Regions from separate parts of the Homo sapiens genome. Here region 1 is linked to region 2. Evidence: read pairs that join two places in POLR2A ChIA-PET (ENCODE). Cell type or tissue: PC-9. All regions are shown on one strand. Region 1 overlaps ASCC1 (activating signal cointegrator 1 complex subunit 1). Region 2 overlaps MCU (mitochondrial calcium uniporter).

What was found. ChIA-PET counts read pairs that join two places held together with the same protein. Peaks named below come from ENCODE experiments on the same cell type or tissue, not always from the same donor. Only the 100,000 strongest peaks of a DNase experiment are listed, where the experiment ranks them.
Region 1: POLR2A ChIA-PET joins it to region 2 with 9 read pairs; 1 of 35 experiments calls an interaction of 5 or more read pairs at or near these places.

Annotation. Positions count from the first base shown.
Region 1 is chr10:72,172,804-72,177,803 of GRCh38, reverse strand. The region is part of intron 5 of ASCC1 (activating signal cointegrator 1 complex subunit 1); the gene reads left to right. Among named protein-coding and RNA genes, the nearest start is that of ANAPC16, 41 kb to the left of the region's middle. In PC-9, no CTCF peak of the experiment used is centred here; DNase peaks (open chromatin) are centred at 2,363 and 3,765; H3K27ac peaks cover 3,635 bases.
Region 2 is chr10:72,801,102-72,806,101 of GRCh38, reverse strand. All of the region lies in intron 1 of MCU (mitochondrial calcium uniporter), which reads right to left. Among named protein-coding and RNA genes, the nearest start is that of MIR4676, 83 kb to the right of the region's middle. In PC-9, no CTCF peak of the experiment used is centred here; no DNase peak of the experiment used is centred here; H3K27ac peaks cover 1,987 bases.

The sequences.
Region 1 (5,000 bases), 630 kb after region 2:
TCTTGCATTAAGATTCAAAGATGTCTCATTGCCTGCAAGTTCAAGAAGTATATTACAACCTTGTATATCTCTCAATCATTTTTTAGCTAGTAATGCTGCTATAATTCCACTTTATCTCACAGCAGGGTCCAGTAGAAAGCACATCAGTAATGAAAAACGGTAATTCAAAACCATGTGCAGTGGAACATTTGAAGGCTTATAGATCCATCTGAAGCAACAGGGGATTTCTCAGGCTGCCTAGAGAACCTGAATCAGTTATAGCTGCAGAAACTACATAATTCTGCTCATATTGTAACATGGAGGCTTACACTGGGCAGAATGGGTAATGGGTCTGCATCCCCCTAACTCCCTCAGGCAGGATTTTTTTTCCAGTTAGTATTAGTCACTGAAGAAGAAAATGTTTATATAAAAGCTTTAGTGTATAATTTAGGATTTTTCATGTTTAAGGGTAGTTGTAGGATTTGTAGTTATCTTTTGAACTGATTTAGAATGAAGATGGGATAGTTGTCTTTGGTTGTAAGGAAAATTGTAAAAAGCCCCAAGTTCTGATTGTAAAACCTACCAAGTTGGGTAGGAAAGTAAGAAAAGGAAATATTTACAAGATTCATATATTGTCCCATTTCGGTGGAGATACTAGTTTTGAACAGGTTTTTGTGTCTTATTGATTCATGCACTAGTTATTAAATGTCTACTTTATACCAGGTATATATAACATATAGGACATATTATGTGCCAACAATGGACTCTACTCTTAAGGATCCCATACTCTAGGGTGTGGGAAATAGACTTCTTCCAGAAATAGGTACCGTGTTGTGAGATAAGTGCTACTAGATAAGTGCAGTGTGTACCCAGAGGAGAAATTCTGTAGTGGTTGCAGAAGGCTTGATAAGGGAGCTGACAATTGAACAGTCTGGAAGGGACAGGAGTTTGTGCCAGGCTGGCAAATGGGGGCAGGGAGCATTCTGCGCAGAGGAAATGTCACTTGTGAGGTATTCAGGGGAGAGTGAGGAATTTGTTAAGGCTGGTACTTAGAAAGAGGTAGAGTAAGGAAGAGGTAGGAGTTAAGAGTGGAAATGACATGGCACCCAAGTTGTGAAAGCTCTTGTGTGGGTTAAGGATTTTGAATGTAATATCCTATAGAGAGTAAGAAAATAGTTAAGGCTGGGCATGGTAGCTCACACCTGTAATCTTAACACTTTGGGAGGCTGAGGTGGGAGGATCCCTTGAGTCCAGGAGTTTGAAACCAGCCTGGGCAACATAGTGAAACTCTGTGTCCACAAAAAATAAAAAAAATTAGCCAGGCATGGTGGTGTGTACCTGAGGTCCCAGCTACTTGGGAGGCTGATGTGGGAGGAGGATTGCTTGAGTCCAGAGATAGAGGTTACAGTAGCCATGATTGTGCCACTGCACTCTAGCCTGGGTGACAGAGCGAGACCCTGTCTCCAAAAGAAAGAAAGAAACAAACTAGTTAAGATTTTAAGCAAGGACTGTGATGAACTTAGCACCACAGAAAAAAAATTGAAGGCAGTGTGGAGGATGTCTTGAGAGGTAAGGAGTTGGGCACCAAGGCAGGTACCAGTTGGGAGGCTATCGATACTGTCTATTGAAAGAAGAATAGGGTTTGTGGCATATTCAGGAGGGGATATATTCCAAAGATATTTCAGAGTTCTGCTCTGAAGTGGGGATAATAATGGTATTAATGTTACAGTGTTGATATGAAGAGTAAATGAGTTAATAAGTTTAAGGTGTTTGGAGCAGAGCATGGCACATAGTGCCGAATGAATGTTATTGTTGTTATAATTGTAATTATTGCTGTACCAAGTAAGACTTGTAGTAATCCCATGGGTTACAAAATGGAGGGGAAGGAAGGAGTGGCATTAAGAAGCAGCAACAGATCTCTCTTGCGCTGTTAACCCATCAGAAACGTGAGAGGAACCAGGGTCTGTCTTTGGGAATAAATGTAAGTTGAGTAGATGCCTTGCTAACTAGTGCTTTCAAGTAACTATGGAGGAATAGTGAAGTTTTTAGAAGAGTAGGCTGAAGGATTCTTTGTGCTCATCTAAGGTAAGTGGGGTGGTGCATCCTTTAGTGAGGGGAGATGCTCTTCACTCCTCTTTAATGGGTAAAGATCTTTAGACAATGCATGAGAAGTTCTTTTCTCTGGTCAGTATAAAAGCCCATGCTTGAATGTTTGTCCACGTTTTAAGAACCTCTCCACTTTCTTGTAATTATGTATGAATAAATAGAATTTATAAGCCAGGAGAAACAAAACCCTTTTTTCTAAAGCTTATACAGCTTAACACAGTATTTCGTTAATAACACATAGTGACTTGCAAATCAAAGTCAGCTTTTCTGAACATTCTTAAAGAATAATGGAAATGACTCAGCAGAGCCTAATTTAGCTTCCAGTGCTGCTTTAAAAGGGAGAGCAAAGATGGCATTTGTCTAGTGCTGCACAGTCATGTAAAAAGGAAGAGGGGGAAGCTTGTATTTATTCCATACTACTGTGTGCCAGAGACTTCATATGTGTTTCATCTGCAGAGCAAACCTGAGACAGAAGTATTGTCTGTTTTATAGATGATGAAATTAAGCTTCATAGCAACTGAGTAACTCACCTAGGGTCATGCTGCTGATAGGTGGCAGAATTTGAACATAGGCCTGTCTGGTTGCACAGCCAAATGCTCTTTTCATCACTTTGCCTTATTTGAATAACTTCTTTAGATGAATGAACTTCATATCACCTGCCCAGAAACAGTTCTACAAGATTTGGCCATAAAAAAAGAAAGAAAATACAACGAGTATAGGGGAAGCATGCATATTTTCTCTTTTTCTTTGCATAGAATATCAGAAAGTGAATTGGTAGATCCCTCACACATAATCTATTTTGTTAGCAGATAATTATTTAGGTTTTGTGGGAACATGTAAAAAGTTTGTAGGTCCTTTGACTTACAGGTAAACCAGGCCACCTCCCTTATTTTACAGAGGAGGAAGCCGAGGCTAGAGAAGTGACATGACTTGCCTAATTACAGCTGGTTTGTGACAAAGTTAGAATTAGAACCCTAGGCTCTCTACTCCAGGTTAAAGGCACAAACGTTTGTTATACCTGGAGTTCCTAAAAGATGATATATGTGAATATGATTTGAGAATTATTTTTTGTCTCTGGCAATTGGCATGTACCACCAAGGCAGAGAGCTATAAATTATTTACATTCTGGGTGCTACACATTTGGATCAGATTCTTCACTAGCATGTAGTGGAGTGTGAGCTTACAGGTCTATGTCTGGAGAGAGGCCTCCCTTCTACTTGCTGACAGCTCTGGCAGTTGCACCTGTGTTGTATCCCATCTCATGGAAAGGATGGTTGAGCTTTAAGGAAGCAGAGAATGCTTCATGATGGACCAATCCATACTGCTGTCTACTGCCCTTTTCCCCAAGCTTGATATGTGTAGATTTTATTATGTCTTGTTAATTGTTCCTACTGATAGTATTATTAGCAGTTCTGCCCCACTCGAGCCCAGGGTGCTGGATTAAAAGTGATGCCAGTGAAGGGCCTGTGATGATGTGGTGACTGCTAGTGGTAAATCATGAGCTGCAGTTTGAATGAGAGGGCTAAGCTCCATGCACTCAGGACTGATGAGTCAGGACATGACCTTGAACTCGGTGAACTGTGACTTAGGCATGTACATAAGTTTTCTTTAGAGGAAGCTTTCGCATGCATGGATGAGGCCTTATTTAACAAGAAAGAAACTGAGGCTTAGTGATGTTGTGACTTAGTCATAAAGAAACATGTTTATTTTCATAAACAAAACTGCCCCAGGAAATTCCTGTTACTTCACTCTTTGCTTCTCCCTGCTGGGTGGAAGGTCAATACCATTAGAACTTTCAGGCGCCAGCCTGGGTGGCCAACCTAATGGAGTAAGATAGTTCCAGCTCCAAGTAATGGCAAGCTTGGAGCAGGGCCCAGTGTAATTAAACCCCTGCAGTAAAGAATTTGATGTTCGTTGGTCTTCATTCATCTCAGTGAATGGGCTTGGGGCAGGAATATGATGATATATTCCGAGCAAAGAAAAACAGTGGCTCTAGAGATTTATGCCGTTGCCTTGAAGGTTGTTTGGTTCCAAATTAAATTTAGATAATTCAGTAAGAGAAAAGTTTCTCTTGGTAGATGGCATTGTGAGGTAGGGCAGAATTTAGAGCGTTTCTCCATTCATTAAAAGACTGTCCAGTGGAGTTACTTGTAAATTATATAGTCTACAGTAGAGTTAAGGATTATTTGAACCCTTATGACTCATAATTCCAAAAAGGACTTTCGATCGTGTGACCCTTAGGTGTCCTGTCTGTACCTTGTCTTGCTCCATTGCCTTCTGTGTGTTTTGTTTCCCAGTACTTGGTGTTTTGGTGTTTTCTTGGCAAGTAAACTCAAGTTGACTAGAGTGCTAGGCTCCCAAAGGGTAAGGCAGGGAAAGCAAAGTTGTAGAACTTCCTTTTTCTAGCTGGGTATTAGAGCAAATTTATGCAAGAGAAAGTTGAAGAATAAAGAGAAAGAAAAAGGAAGAAAGAGCAATGGAATATCAAAGTGACTGAGATAGTAAGCTGGGAATTTTAAACCATTAGGCCATTTTCCCCTTATGTTTCCTAGTCATTTCCAGGTCTAGAAAGGTACTTGTGTGCACTTTCAGGCCTTTAGAATTGAGTCTGGCTCTACTAGTTAAGTCTTGATTTGGCATGCTAGTGACAGGGCATTTCTTTCCCTCATTTTTCTCTCTCTAGTCACTATATTTTATATATAAAAAAATATAAGAAATATATATATAATATAAAAATATTGTATATAACATATATAAAAATATAAAATATAATATATAATATAAAATATATAATATATAATATAAAAATATAATATATAATATATATAATATAAAAATATAATATATAATATATATAATATAAAAATATTATATATAATATAAAAATATAAAATATATATTATATATAATATAAA
Region 2 (5,000 bases):
CCTTCTCACTCTCTGTACTTCACCACATTGGCTTTTTGAAATTCCCTATATTCTTCATTCTCCTCTGTGGGCTCCAGGCCTTTCCCCATTCTTCTGGTTAGAGAAAGATCCCCCAGGTCATTCCTTCATCCCTTTAATGCCTACTCATTTCTGCAGACCTCATTCAATTACCACCTCCTTGATAACTAGAATAGGTCAAATCCCTTATGAAATGCTCTTAAAGTTTTCTTCACATCTCTCTTCTAAGTGCTTATGAAATTAAAATTCTATATTTAATCGTGAGATGATCAGTGTTTGTTCATCTACTAGACTGTTGCTCTATGAAAGCAGGAAGTGCCTGTACATAACAGACTCTCAATAAATATTTATTAGATGGGTAAATATATAGATGACTAGCAAATTCCACAGGGACTTTCTATAGCACAGTTGAATTGGTTTATTCAACAAATAAATGGCAAGGGGGAAAAAAAGGGGGTAAACTGTAAGCAAAGGATTGGGTTCTCATTGACACCTTATCAAAATGGAAGTTCTCTGTCATCAGAAATATACTAGGGCAGCCGGGTGAGGTGGCTCACACCTGTAATCCCAGTACTTTGGGAGGCTGAGGTGGGCGGATTGCCTGAGCTTGGGAGTTCAACCACCCTGGACAATATGGTGAAATTCTGTTGTCACTAAAATACAAAAAATTAGCTGGGCATGGTGGCAGGCACCTGTAGTCCCAGCTACACGGGAGGCTGAGGCATGAGAATCACTTGAACCCAGGAGGCAGAGGTTGCAGTAAGCCAAGACCACACTGCTACACTCCAGCCTGGGCAACAGAGCGAGACCCTGTCTCCAAAAAAAAAGAAGAAAGGAAAGGAAAAAGGAAAGGAAAAAGGAAAGGAAAGGAAAGGAAGAAAGGAAGGAAGGAAGGAAGGAAGGAAAGAGAGAGAGAGAGAGACAGAAAGAAAGAAAGAAAGAAAGAAAGAAAGAAAGAAAGAAAGAAAGAAAGAAAGAAAGAGAAAGAAAGAAAGAAAGAAAGAAACAAACTAGGGCCAGGTGAGGTGGCTCATGCCTGTAATTCCACAACTTTGGGAGGCAGAGGCAGGAATATCACTTGAGTCTAGCAGTTTGAGAGCAGCCTGGGCAACCAGCAAATCCTCATCTCTACAAAAAATAAAAAATTAGCCAGGCCTGGTGGCACACACCTGTAGTCCCAGCTACTTGGAAGGCTGAGGTGGCAAGATCGCTTGGGCCTGGGAGATTGAGGCTGCAGTGAGCTGTGATCACACCACTGCACACAGCCAATCAATCAATCAACCAATAAGTAAGAAGAAATTTATCGGCTAAGACGTGGATACAATTACAATGCAACATACTTTGTTTTCATTTTTGTTGGGAATCACACAAAATAGAACTGATACTCTTCTGTGTGCATTAATACTACAATGACTGTGACTGTATGTGAATTTGCCAGTTTTTTTGCATGTGATCTACAACAAAAAAACAAATTTCAATCAACTATGTTAGGAAAAAGGCTGAATTAGGTTTATTCTCTATAAGAAATTATATTAGAAAATCTTTGTCACATGAAGAAGTGATCAAAGAGTATGAAGACAAAGCAGGAACAAAAAGTATTATAGAAGTGTATCAGGTAATTAATTAAAATGTTTTGTTTTTCTTCTGGATTTTGTGGTATTTGAGCCATTTGTTGACTTTAAAAATAGGTAAATTGTCCGAGCGTGATGGCTCACTTCTGTAATCCTAGTATTTTGAGAGGCCAAGGCGGGCAGATCACCTGAGGTTGGGAGTTTGTGACCAGCCTGGCCAACATGGTGAAACCCTGTCTCTACTAAAAATACAAAAAAATTTGCCAGATATGGTGGTGGGCACCTGTAATCCCAGCTACTTGGGAGGCTGAAGCACGAGAATCACTTGAACCCAGGAGGTGGAGGTTGCAGTGAGCCAAGACTGTGCCATTGCACTCCAGCTTGAGTGAGAGACTCTGTCTCAAAAAAAAAAAATGTAAATTGTTGGCACTCTTATTTTATATATATATATATATATATATATATATATATATATATATATATATATATATATATTTACTTACATTCCAAAAACAAAGAGAAGGATCCTACAGATTAAGAAAGAATACAATGTCTGGTCCTTGTTTGGATTCCATTTAAAATGAGCTAAGTGTAAATTTATGGGACAATCAGAAAAATTTAAACATGACTAGATATTCTATGATATTAAAAATACTGTTAATATTTTTAGATTTAATTATGGTATTGTGGCTACCCTTACATGTCAGAGAAATATATTGAAGTATTTACAGAAAAACAATAAATAATTTCCATAAAACAATCCAGTATTTTGTGTGTGTGCAAAAAAATGAGTGGGGGTAAAAATGAAATAAGATAGGCTATGTGTTGGTAACTGATGAAGTTAGGTACTGGGTACATGGGATTCATTAAACCATTACTCCAACTTTCATAAAGGTTTTCAACTTTCATAATAAAATATTAAGAAGAATATGAAATGGAAGTTTATTACAAAAAAAATTGGAGAACAGAAACTGAAAAGCCTTTAAAAACAGAAGCCTTTTCTCAGACTTTACAGCTTGCATAAATAAATTAATAGCAGAGGACACTACTGCAGAACAAATTAAACAGGCCAGATTTTTGAGTTTGGAATTTTTTCTTTGTGGCAAGCATTTGTCAATTGTTTCTATTTCTGCATTTTTAAATGAAAGTTCTGTAGCTCCTCAGGCTCACTGAGTATCACAATAGGCAAGCAGAAGATGGGGGAAAATGAGAGCCAACTGGATGAAGAAATACAAGAAAAATTCAAGGAGAATTGTTGCTGATTTTGTGAAGAAATCATTTCTTAAAAAAAAAATACAAGCAGGAAAAAGAAACAACAAACCATCTACTGTATGAGCTATATTCTCCTCCACAATAATAAAAGCCAAAATGGATTACCCAGATGGAAAAACCCACGTAATTTTGCTCCTGAAAATTATTCTGTTTTAAGCCTATCTTCTCTTACAATAAAATCCACAAAGGAGAAGAGGAGAAAAGGAGTATTAGTCTATTTTCGGTGAAATACAGAAACAATGAGTCATGAGTAATACGTGAAATAAGATACAATTCTTTTGGTACACGATCTAATGTCTGTACAGGGAATGAAACCACTGTTGGTTAAACTATAGTGAAATGCTACTCAACATAATTACTCAGGAGTTGCAAATATTTCAAAGTAAGTTTGAGTGGTGATGTTTTTGTAAAGGATTTAACAGATTTACCAGATCATCTTTCATATAGAATAAGGGGATATACATATAAACAAATATTGTTTTAGTGTTCAAATAAAGGCATAAAACACAAACCAGAAAGTGAAGCTTTAAGGATTATACAAAGGAATAGTGTTCTATTTGCCTTTTAAAGCAAAGGCTGAATATTTTGTATGTATATACACACTGAATATATTTCAGCAAGGCAGGCTCTGAGAGCAGTGGCTATCCAATGGTCTACAATGGATAAGTATTTATCTTTACCATAAATTTCCTTTTGCTCAGTTTCTGATGAAATTACAAATTTGTCAGCCTTGTTCTTGTCAGTTTTATTGGAGAACTTTTAAGACATCATTCAGAAGCTCTAGCCAGAGTGGTTAGCTCTGAGTCACTCATCTTTTTTTTTTTTTTTTTTAAAGAAAGCTCAAACAGCGCTCATTTATATTTCAATTAAGTACAATATTATTTTTAAATGAAAACGAGGCTAATAAAATTTGTCTTGTTTATTCTTTATCCCTACTCTATACTTTACTGAATCAAAAGACTCACCGAAAATGCTAAAGCTACTGAAGCAATGATAGATGATCGTTTAAAAGGAGGCAGGGAAAATCCTCAGGAACACTACAAACCTGCCCCTCCAGAACCATGTGCCTCCTGAAGAGGTACAAGTTAAACCTAGAAGGACAGCAGGAAATGCCTGTTGTCCTTCAGGACAGAATGGATGAACCTCTCAATAGTGGAAGTTTCCAGTTTTGTGTTGAACGCTTGGTATCACAATTCCTCAAAGACCACATAGGTGGCTTAAAGGAAATGCCACACAAATGTGTAAAAACACAATTAAGAGTTACCTAGGTCTGGGCACAGTGGCTAGCACCTATAATCCTAGCACTTTGGGAGGCCGAGGTGGGTGGATTGCTTGAGCTCAGGAGTTCAAGACAAACCAGGGCAACATGGCAAAACCCCGTCTCTACCAAAAATACAAAAACTTAGCCAGGCATAGTGGTGTGTATCTGTGGTCTCAGTTACCCGGGAGGCTGAGGCAAGAGGTTCGCTTGAGCCTGGGAGGTAGAGGTTGCAGTGAGCCAAGATCACACCACTGCACTCCAACCTGGGTGACAGAATGAGACCGCGTATTAAAAAAAAAAAAAAAGAAAAAAAGAGTTACCTAGTTACCTTGAACCTAGACTCATCAGGAAACAGGATGTTAGAATGAAGTAGCAATTTTAAAGAAAACAAACTGGCAAAGAATTATCAAAAATAATCTGAGAAGTCTGTGGGTCAGAGTCAGTCCAAGCCTCTCAAGCAGAAGTAGGGTTTATGTGAAGAACATGAAACTACAGTCAGAAGGGTAAAGTTCTAATGTTAGCTCCAGTACTGGCTGGCACTTACATTCACTACACTGTACCTATAAAATCAACAGAACCAATTACTAACTTTAAAAAATACTTTCAGCAAAAAAAAAAAAAAAAAAGAAAGCATTATGAGTTAATACTATCTAGGAAATTATGTAATCAATGAGAACCTCTCATCACCTCCATTTCTACAGCACTTTAACCAAATACTTACCTTAATAGGTGATAGTGTATAATAACACGAAAAGTACTATAAATTTTCTAGAGAACACTGCCCAAAGTACTATGAATATGGCCTCTACCTATCCCCACCCCCACAAATTAGTGAAAATACACTAAAATTTTTGGTTTCTCACTTCAGTGAAACTTTT